2 separate regions of the Homo sapiens genome follow, and region 1 is linked to region 2. A link is a contact called in ENCODE Hi-C or POLR2A ChIA-PET data. All regions are on one chromosome and are shown on one strand. The core of a region is the stretch at or near the end of the contact, and the rest is flanking DNA. Distances in the headings are between cores, read along the strand shown.

The links. A loop is a pair of places that touch in the nucleus more often than their neighbours do. ChIA-PET counts read pairs that join two places held with the same protein, here RNA polymerase II (POLR2A). Pooled maps may share reads with other maps.
Region 1: a loop to region 2 is called in a pooled map, with 3 times the contacts of the local background. The contact joins the promoter of TPCN2 here to the promoter of SMIM38 in region 2. A Hi-C loop is called at or near these places in 3 of 37 single-sample maps with no recorded cell type and 7 of 50 pooled maps. POLR2A ChIA-PET finds 5 or more read pairs at or near these places in 1 of 52 experiments (GM12878).

Annotation. Positions count from the first base shown.
Region 1 is chr11:69,046,839-69,052,048 of GRCh38, forward strand. TPCN2 (two pore segment channel 2) reads left to right here and starts at 2,094. Exons shown (of 25, transcript NM_139075.4): 1 at 2,094-2,268. The coding sequence starts at 2,160. RefSeq lists silencers at 1,832-2,051, 2,172-2,341, 2,422-2,521 and an enhancer at 4,498-5,072.
Region 2 is chr11:69,154,644-69,159,756 of GRCh38, forward strand. It overlaps SMIM38 (small integral membrane protein 38), which reads left to right and starts at 1,292. Exons shown (of 3, transcript NM_001369201.2): 1 at 1,292-1,471; 2 at 2,531-4,708; 3 at 4,803-5,113. The coding sequence starts at 3,204. The coding sequence ends at 3,359. The region is part of intron 2 of LOC338694 (a long non-coding RNA gene); the gene reads right to left. RefSeq lists an enhancer at 846-1,773 and a silencer at 2,658-3,017.

The sequences.
Region 1 (5,210 bases), core at 844-3,343, 110 kb before region 2:
CTTCAATATAGTTATGTGAACTAAAAATATCTGAGACAGGTCTCGATCTATTTAGTAAGTTTATTTTGCCAAGGTTAAGGAGTGCCTGGGAGGCAGGTCTATGCCTTCCTTCAAGGATGATTTGTAGGACTTCAATATTTAAAGGGGAAACTGGCCAGGTGCTGTGGCGGAGGTTGCTGAGTGACCTGAGATCGCACCACTGCACTCTAGCCTGGGCAACGAAGCAAGACTCTGTCTCAAAAAAAAAAAAAAAAAAAAAAAAGGGAAAGGGTGGATATTGGGAAAGAGGGAGAAATTTTAAAAATATGTGGAGAGATAAGAGACAAAGGTTGCATTCTTGTGAGTCTTTGATCAGACTTTCACTGAAATACACAATTTACAGGTTGCGGGGGTAGAGGAATAGTCACTTATGCCTTAGTCTGGCTCGGTGAATCTGCACTTTTATACCAGAGGAAGCAATCAGGTGAGCAGAGGGATGACTTAGAGTTCCATCCTTTGTTTGGAACCTGTGAAGATCAGTTGTCAATGTACATTGTTAGGGTAAAATTCAACAAAACTGTTTTAGGGTAAAGATCTTGGGTGCCCACGAAAAATTTCCTAGCGGGCAAATTGTGAGGGAGGTATGTAGCTTTTTAAATCTTCGTAGCTATTTTATTAAAGAAGAAAAGGCGAGGCAGTTTGCCCAACGCAGTTCCCAGCTTGACTTTTCCCTTTGGCTTAGTGATTTTGGAGTCCTGAGATTTATTTTCCTTTCACAGTTATGATGGTAAATTTTATATTTATTTTAAACCCTCCCCCCTCCCCAAAAGAGGGGGAAAAAGTAAAGAGGTATGGCAGAAGGGGAAGTCACAGAGATTGGAAGCGTCTTGCAGCACCTTTTTTTTTGAGATGGAGTCTCGCTCTGTTGCCAGGCTGGAGTGCAGTGGCGCAATCTCAGCTCACTGCAATTTCCGCCTCCCGGGTTCAAGCGATTCCCCTGCCTCAGCCTCCGAGTAGCTGGGACTATAGACACGTGCCACCACGTCTGGCTAACTTTTTGTATTTCAGTAGAGACGGGGCTTCACCATGTTGGCCAGGATGGTCTCGATCTCCTGACCTCGTGATCCACCTGCCTCGGTCTCCCAAAGGGCTGGGATTACAGGCGTCTTGCTGCATCTCGAAGCGTCTTCAGCGTGCTCTTGCTTGCTGGCTCTGATGATGGAGGTGTTCAAGCCATCGTGGAAGGAATGCAGTGGCCTCTAGGAGTGAGAATGACACCAGCCAACATCCAGCAAGAAGACGTGGACTTCAGTCCTAGGCCCATGGAGACAATTCTGTTAACATCCTGGATGAGCCTGGAAGTGGGCTTTCCCCAGAGTCTGCAGATAAGAGCCCACGGCAGCTGACATTTTGACTCTAGCCTCGTGAGGCCCTGAGACAGGAGGTTTCCTGCCCCGCAGGACTGAAAGATGATGAATGGGAGTTATTTTATATTTTCAGATTGTGGTAATTAGTCACTGTAGCAATAGAAAACGAATACAAGGTCTTTATGCATTAATGTTGAAAACACTTTTTATATACGTTGTAAATATTTTTTAAGTGTGTCATATGTTTTTAAACTTTTCCCTTAATGATATTGAATCCTCCTAATTTCACCATCAGAGGGTAAACTCCAGTTCCATTCTGGGGGGAGTCCTTTGCAGTCACCCCGTGTACTCAATACTCACATGCATCAGAATCACCCCGAATGCTTGTTAAAACACAGATTCCTGGGTCCTCCCCGCAGAGTTGCTGATTTAGTAGGTTTAAGGGCCCAAGAATTTGCATTTCTAAAATGTTTCCAGGTGATGCTGAAGCTTCTGGCCGGAAAGACATCCTTTGAGAACATATTTCCTCCCCAGCCCTCGGCCCTTAAGCCCCAGAACGCTGCCCCGCCCTGGGTGGAACGAAGCTGAGCTCCACCCTAGAGGGGCGGGGCCCTTTAGCTCCGCCCCACTCAGGAGAACCCCACCCCTCCCTCCCCGTTCTCATTGGCTGGGACTGCAGGGATCCCCTGCGCCACAGTGCCGTGCGCGCGTCAGCAAAAACGCCAGGGACGGGGTCTCCGCGCCTGCGCAGTGAAGCTGGGCGCCTTCGGGGCTTGAGCTTCTGAGGGTCGGGTCCAGCGCGTGGGCTGCTGGATGGCGGAACCCCAGGCGGAGTCGGAGCCCCTGCTGGGCGGGGCCCGCGGCGGTGGCGGCGACTGGCCGGCGGGGCTGACCACTTACCGCAGCATCCAAGTCGGCCCTGGTGAGCCGCCCGGACCTGGGGAGGGGACTGGCCCGGGAGACCAGGGTCGCGCGTGGGGGTCCCGCTGTCCCAGCACCCCGCTTTCTGCCGGGCGCGCCCCCACCAGGTTCGAGTCCGAGCGGGGCCCGGGCCGCGCCGGGTGCCAGGCGAGCCGGTGTTCTGAGGGCGAGTGGGCTGCGTCCTGCGGACCCGGACCGGGGTCAGGGCAGAGCTGGGGTCTCTTCCGTGTCGCGTCCTGATCCCGACCAGCTGGGCGAAGAGGCCCTCGCCCAGCCTTGGGCAGCCCCGAGGGAACCGGCCACCTGCGGCAGGCACCCTCCGTGTGCCCGGGCGGGCCCAGACCCCATACTTCCCGACTGTCGCCGTAATGAGGGTCGCCTAATTGACTCAGAGAAGGCAGCACTTTGATTTTTCCCGTTTCTTCTGGAAAAAGCAGAGGCTCACAGAGAGGCGTTACCCTACCCAAGGTCACACACCCAGTAAGTGGCCGAGGTGGGATTCGAACCAGTTGGGAGCTAGGAGTCCTTTCTTTGTAGGGTGCCTTTCCCCGTCCCACTTCCCGTGGGGCTGGGGCGGGCCCCCTAGACGGGGGCGGCTTCCTCTCCTTGCCCTCTGCCACCCCAGAGTCCCCTCTGCACTCCCTCCTGCCCTTCCCGTTTTTTGTCCTGGTCTGAAGATTGCTGAATCCGCCCCCCGAGGGTGGGGTGCGTCCGCCCCTCGCTGACACCAGGGGAATGAGATTCTGGATTAAGAGGTGGAAGGACCTTAGCTTCACTTCACAGATGAGGAAACTGAGGCCCAGAGAGGCCCTGAGACCTGCCCAAGGTCACAGCCCTCTGTTCTGGTGCGGCTGCTGCTCGAACCACTCTGAGAATTCACACCTGGCTCCTTCCCTCTCTGGCCTCTCTTTCCTTCTTTCCTCCTCTGTCTGGAAGGAACTGGGTTGGAATCCTGGTGCCCACCCACTGGTCTGTGGCATGTGCCCATCCATGGAGTAATGAGGGGCCAAGGAGGGGACCCTGACGAGAGATGAAAAACCAGAGGCCAAGGTGGCCACCCTGTCTGCTCACCTCAGAAGCTGCCTCCAGGAAGTTCTTCAGGTGCTTCCTGGGACCAGTCAGGAAGGAGATCTGCAGGGAGCAGCTCTGGCAGGCCCCTTGATGAGACGCCCAGCATATGGCACCGTTCAGGGAACACAGACTTTGTGTCTAGGGGTCTGGGCGCCTTTCTGGGGCTGCACTGGCTGTGTGACCTTGGCAGGTTGCTTAACCTTTCTGTTTCTTTTTTGAGATGGAGTATCACTCTGTCACCCAGGCTGGAGTGCAGTGGCGTGATCTCGGCTCACTGCAGCCTCTACCTCTGCTGGGTTGAAGCGATTCTCCCGCCTCAGCCTCCCAAGTAGCTGGGACTGCAGGCGCCCGCCACCACACTTGGCTAATTTTTGTATTTTTAGTAGAGATGGGGTTTCACTGTGTTGGCCAGGGTGGTCTCAAACTCCTGACCTCGGGTGATCTGCCTGCCTCGGCCTCCCAAAGTGGTGGGATTACAGGCGTGAGCCACTGTGCCTGGCCATGCTTCACCTTTCCGAATCTCAGTAAAAGGGAGATAATACTAAGGACTGCCTGGCGGGCATTGTGAGGATTCAGAGAGAATCCAGAGTTTGTCCTCAGCACAGGGCCCGGCGGGCTGGTGTGGGGGCCAGTGGCCGTCCTGGGTAAGCTCTGTGATCATTGCAGGTCCTCCCTGGCAGGTGAGACCCGCTCTGCTGGGCAGTGTGGCTGACAAGAGGAGGCTCTCGGGGAGCGCTCTTTGTCCCTATGCTGTGGCCTCAGCCAGGGCTTCTGAGAACGTGGACAGGACGCTCTGTGTTCTGAATCCCCTTGGCCAGGGTCCCCAGCAAGGACTGGCAGACTATGGAGCCATGGAGACTCCGAAAGGCTCATTCAGTCTCTGTGCTGAGGCCTGTGCCAGGCTTTGAAATGAAGGCCCTGTGCTCTGGTTTGCAAGTCCTGTGGTTGGTCTCTTGCCAACGGGTTGTGGTGAGGGCTGCTGCTGTGGGTGCCCCAAGGACCCCAGTGGACCCTGCTGTTGGGTCGTTTTGACTTGGCCCCACCTGATGGGGCCGGGGTCAAAGGTTGAGAACAGTTGTTTTCTCTTGTTGCTGGGTCAGAAAAATCACACTTTTACTGGTTATCAAACAAGTCAGAGGACAAGGGATTGCGATGCTGTAGAGGCTTTCAGAGTAACTGAATGCTTATGAAGGGCTCACTTAGCAAAGTACTCTGGCTATAGTAAGTCATTCAGTCTGTACTTAGCTCCTATTGGGTGGGGGTCCATGAGGACCTGGAGCACCTAGAGGTTAAGGGACTTGCCCAGGGTCACAGAGGATGATGGTCAGGACCCTACACAGGTTGTGCAGCCTGGAGCCTGGAGCAACAGGGGAGCGGGAGCTCAGACCTGGATGTTGCGGGGCAGAGGCTTGGATTAGGAAGCCGTGTCGAGGCCTGGTGTGCCGGATGCAGCATCTCAGCCCCTGCTGTCCTCTGTGCCTTGCAGAACCCTTCAGCCCCAGTGGGTGATGGTGTGTGGAAAGGTGATTGTCCCCCAGGGTGATGAGCTCAGGGCGGGGCGAGCTGTCCCAAGGGAGTCCCTGGACTCACAAATTGGGGGATGGTGCTCCTGGCAGAAGCAGCAGCCTGAGTAAAGGGTTGGAGGCTTTGGAGAGCATGGCCTTGGCAGAGCCCAGTTCGGAATGAGTGGCACTGAGGGTTGAAAGGCAGGAGAGAGGCGGGCCGGCAAATGTGGGAACCTGCAGTGCCAGACCAGGGTGGAGTGTGGGCCTGGAATAGTGGGGGCCCAGGGGAAGCTGCGATGTGCTTCTGAGTGTTTGGAACGAGATCCTTGGGCTGTTGCAGGGTGAAACGGAGGATGGCCAGACCCAG
Region 2 (5,113 bases), core at 42-2,541:
CATCCCCGGATCCATCCTCAGAGGCCCGGGGCTGGGAGCCACCACCGCCCAGCTCCATGCGTTCCCATTGGCGGGGTCTGGGTCTGCGCTGATGAGGCGCTCGTCACTCTTATCCTGGATTATATTCACAGGCGGGTAACTCGGGGGGTGGTGTGATGGGGAGACACAGGAGGGAGGAGCAGGGAGGGCAAGATGAAGGGGAGCAGTCTGGGAAGGGGGCGACTCCAGGCACAGCCGCACGTCCCTGGGATTTTCAGGGGGAGCTCTGGGGGTTCAGAGTGGCCTCTAGTTTGTCCTGGTCCAAAGCAGGGAAGCTGGGCTACGTCCTGCCCAGGTCAGCCTTAGGTTAAGGGCTGCCTGGGGGAGGGAACTTCCTGGGCCTTCGGGTCTCTGTGCACTGGGGTGGCTCCTGTGGCCCAGAATGCCCTGGAGAAGGGTCCTACTGGAAGCGAAGGTGCAGGGCAGCAGGGCCTGAGGCGCAGGAGCTGGTGGAGGCTCCCAGCACAGGTCGCCGCCCCAGTCACATCACTGCTGATGGTGGGGGGACTTGGGGAGTTTCCCCCGAGAATGGGAGGTCTCACAGTCCCCGTGCTGCAATGCTGTCGGTGCACTGTGTCTGCAACGTGCTCATGGTCACTTGCTTTTTCTCTGTGGCCCCGGCCGCTTTATCCAGCAAGTAGCCCCCTCTCCTCTCCGGAGAAGCCGAGCCTGGATGCCGCTGGGAGGAGGTCACTCCCTTCCTGTCTCGAAGGGCATGCCGTCCTCGTCCTTGCTGACTCCCAGAGGCCCAGGGACGTCTGAGGGGGAGGGGCCGGGCCTCCTTGACCCCTGCGTGTGGACACCATGTGACTGGGGTGTGGTTGACTCTCTGTGTCCGATTGGGTGCTTGGCAAACACAGAGAGTTTTGTCCAAGGCCACCTTGGTCCCCACCTGTCCAGGTTGGGAGGTGCCCTGCCTGGTGTGGCCTGAGCTGAGCGCCTCTGGCCGGAGCAGACGGCCCCGGCTCCCCCAGGACATGTCACCTGGAGAGGTGGCCCTTTCAGGTAAGGGACATGCCCATTGGCAGCAGCCTCTGCCCCCTCCCTGCATACACAGCTGCTCCCATCTGGGGACCCTCACCCCACGTGCGGATGGGCTTCCCCAGGAAGTCGGCAGGACTTTCCCTGGCCTTCTGGAAGTCCCCATCAAGCAAATGCTCTATCGATGACTTACTCTATGACGGGGTCCAGAGAGCTAACTCCCCACCCACGTTCGAAGTGATCTTCAAACCGCTGCGCGTGGAAAACAAGCCCAGAGCTCAACGTTCCCTAAGTGAGTGGCCTTTGACAGCAGTGCCAGGCAGCCCAGTGGGTGCAGGGCACACCACAGATGGAGGAAGGGCCAGGCATGCTTCCCAGACAGCCTCTGCCAGTCCAGGCAGGGGCTCCAGGGTGGCTGCGGGAAGGCAGCTTAGGCGGTGCCCGGCCCAAGGTGAGTTGGCATCATGCTCCACTTCCCGTTTGAACGTGTGGTCCCGTTTGAACCTTCTGGAAAGGCTTGGCAGGGAGGACACTCATTTTGTAGACTGGGAAGGAACTGAAGAGCTGGCTTCCGGCGACCAGCGATGGGCCCCAGATCCCTGTGGCCAGGAAGGCCCCCATTGCTGTTCTCTGTAGCTCAGGCTGGACATTTGCTGGTGAGAACTGGCCGGACTCCCAGGACCCAGCCGCCAGAGACCTCTGTTCCTCACGCTCAGCCCCCTAGCTCCAACTGGGGCCCCTTTGCTTTACAGGATGTAGGCTTGGAGTTAGAGGGGGCAGTTCTGGCGGTTTATCTCTCACTCACAGAAACTCGGCTGTGAGAGGCCAGAGCTGGACTTGGGGGGCAGAGCCTGTAGAGGTCAATGTGTCCTTATTGGGTGTGCACACGTGTGAGTCTGTGTGCACACACATGTATACATGTGTATGCGTGTGTGTGTGTGTGTGTGCGCGCGTGTGGCAGTCAGAGAAGGCTGGGCAGACACTGTTATTTCAGAAAAGATGTGGAGGCCTTTCTGAAGGCATCCACTGAGAGGCAGGGGCCAGGATCTCTGTGCCCAGGCGCTGGGCGTGGCCCCTGAGAAGTGCTCTCTCCCCTAATCCTTCAAAGCAGGAGGTATTTGCTTCACTTTCTAAGGCAGGATCTGCGGCTCTGAGAGGTTGCACAACTTGCCCGAGGTCACTCAGCTAGTAGAAGGCAGGACTGGCCTCCGGTCCAGGGTGACTGTGAGGATGTCAGGGGACCCTGCAGGCCTGTGCGCCCCAGCTTAGGGCTACAGGTCCCACCTAAGGCTTCTTGATGGAGGTTGGAGGGGCGAGCTGGAGGGAGGTGCTGCTGGGGGTCCACCGGTCCCCTTCCTGGGGGATGAAGCCGGTTTCCCGCGCTGACCCCCTTGCCATCAGAGGCCCAGAGCGCGGTCCTTGTGCTGCTGAGCTGTGTTTGGGGCCGCCTGTGGGCTGTGGCCGCCTGTCCTCATCTTCTCCCCTTTTCTCCTTGGCTTTTCATCCTCAGGCTCCGTCCTTCTTCCCCGTGGTGGCCCCAGCCTCCCTGCCAAGCTTCCCGGCCCCCGCCCCATCCCGGGCCTGCTGCTGCGGAGACCGTGGGCCGGCGCTGGACGGCGCGGCCTCCAGAAGTGATAGCTAATTGGGGAGAGAAAGGGCCCAATTGTCTGGCGGGGCCGGAAGAGCCGCGTGGGCTGCTGAAAGCGTCGGGAGGAGGTGGCCGCTTCGCCCAGCAGCTGCCGCCGGGGATGTTTGCAGATTACGTCAGCGCTGGCGAGCAGGGGGCGCGGGGACAGCGAGGGGGGCGGGCTCCCGGCGGCCTCCCGCCCCCCAGGCCCCTGGACAATGCTGTCATTGTCAGCACGGAGAGTGGTTAATTCTGGATGAATGGTACACGGGCCTCTTGACCAAGGAGGCTGCTCGTCGTCCCCAGTCTGTCCTCTCACATGCCAGGGAGGCCCCGGGCTGGAGTCTGGCGGGCAGATCTGGCCTGCTTGGTGGCACCAGAGAGAACAGGGCGGTCCCTTGGGGGCGCCGGCTGCAGAGGCCCCAGGCTGGACGGAGCTTCCTGTCCTGGGTCTGCACAGCAGCCACTTGGCAGTGCCGGGCTAGGGTGGCAGGGCCCCACTGCATCTCGGTTCCAGGGCAGAGGCTGCTGCTGCCCTTTGGGGCTGACTTCAGGCATGACCTCCTGGCCAGGTGGCAGCTTTGGCCCTGACCCGCTCCTGGCCCTGCTGGTGGTGATCCTGCTAGCACGCCTCATCCTGTGGTCCTGCCTCGGGACCTACATCGACTACAGACTGGCCCAGCGGCGGCCCCAGAAACCCAAGCAGGACTAAGCCTCTGCAGGCTGCGGCCTCCACGCGCCCTGTCCCGAGACTCAGCCGGCCCTTCCAGTGGTGGTGGGAGGGAGGGGAGCAGGGCAGGCGCATGATCCCCATGTCCCACCCCTGGGGCAGGAGCTCAGAGAGGCCTGAGATGGATCGTGCCTTCCCAGACTGACCAGGGCTGTCCCGTAGAGGCAGCTGGCCATGTGGGGAGATGGAGGGGCCGGCCTTGCAGGTCCATCACCAGGTTCTGGGGTCCCCGGTTGCAGGGAGTGGTCCTGGGGGTGGGTCTTGCTTTAAGACCTTCTCTGCCTCCAATTCCTTATAAATATGCCTGCAGGAAGAGCTGGGTAAGCCAGAGGACTCAGGTGGAGGTGCCACAGAGACAAATGTGACCTCATCACAAGCTGGCCCTGTTACCAAAGGCCACGTCCTGTCTCAGCTCACCACCCTCATAACTAGTCTCCTCCTGCCTCCCAAGGGACGAGATAAGTGCCGATGGCTGTCCTGATTTCTCCAGAGCAGACCCCTGGGAAGGGTCTCAGGACGCACTTGTGAGGCTGAGTTGACAAGCCAGACGCACTTGGCTCTGGTTGACCCTCTGCACACTCTCTAACGGTCTGAACAGTTAGGGCACAATGATCCCTGCCTCCCTCCCTCAGCAGGATATCATGTAGGGGACAATTTAGGGGACAAGCCAAGGCACCCATCAATGCCCTCTGTTCATCTGTTCCTGCAAGTGTGTGGCTGGGAAGTGCCCAGGAAGGCTGACAGGGCAGGGAAGTTGATTTGAGGCCAAGCATCCAGTGCTCCTGCTCCACCTCCGTAGCACGTTAGCCGTGATGCCAGTGACTTAACCCACAGCTTGGGGAAGCTCAAAGGCTCCACATTCGAGCCTCTTGGGGGAAATTCGGCAAACACCCATGTCCAAGTTCCACACTGTATTTCCTGGGATCGTTCCAGCAGATCGTGGATTGCAGCGAGGGCTGCTGACTGCATGCGGAACTGTGAGATGGAAGGGACTGTGGGCGGCAGCTCCAGGGAGGAGCATCGAACCAGATATCGTCTCTGGGAGGCTGGGCCTGGTGATGTGGCAACGTCTTGCTCCCTGAGAGGTGATGGGTATGCTAGGGATGCTCGCTCAGGGAACGTGGGCCAAGTCCTCTGAACACGAAGCTCGCAGAGGGGGTGATTCCTGTGAATTCTGAAAGGACTTGGGGGCGTCCAGCAAGAGCAGGAGCTTAGATGGTGGTTCCAGGGCTGGTGTTGCTGACTGGGACGAGTGGACCCCCAGGGTGGGCATGGAGTGGGGCACTGGCTGGGAGCCTCTGCCTTGCTGTGTCCTGGCTGAATGAACCCAGGTGAGGACCAGAAACGCTGTTATCACTGTTTCTGCGGCACCCGATACACTCACCTATGCCAAGGAAATTTTTTTTTTTTTTTTGGTTTCTACAGGACTTGCTGTGCTCAGATCCTCCATTCAAGAGAGCTACAGACACGGGGGTGCTGGTGAGCAGGAGCCGAGACCATCTGGGGTGGGACCGACCAAGAGTTTGAGGTGTCCAGGGGGTGACGTGAAGATGACCTATTGCAGAGGGTCCCTTCTCATTCACGCTCTGAAGTCTGCACAGGGGCAGGGGCTACCGTGCTCCATTTCAGTTTGGCCTCTGTTGTATCAGCCAGAGGCCAGCAGAACTCTATGGTCACTCCCCCGTGTCACGGACAATTTGCCACCTCCACCGGCAGCCCAGGGCTCTGCCTGAATA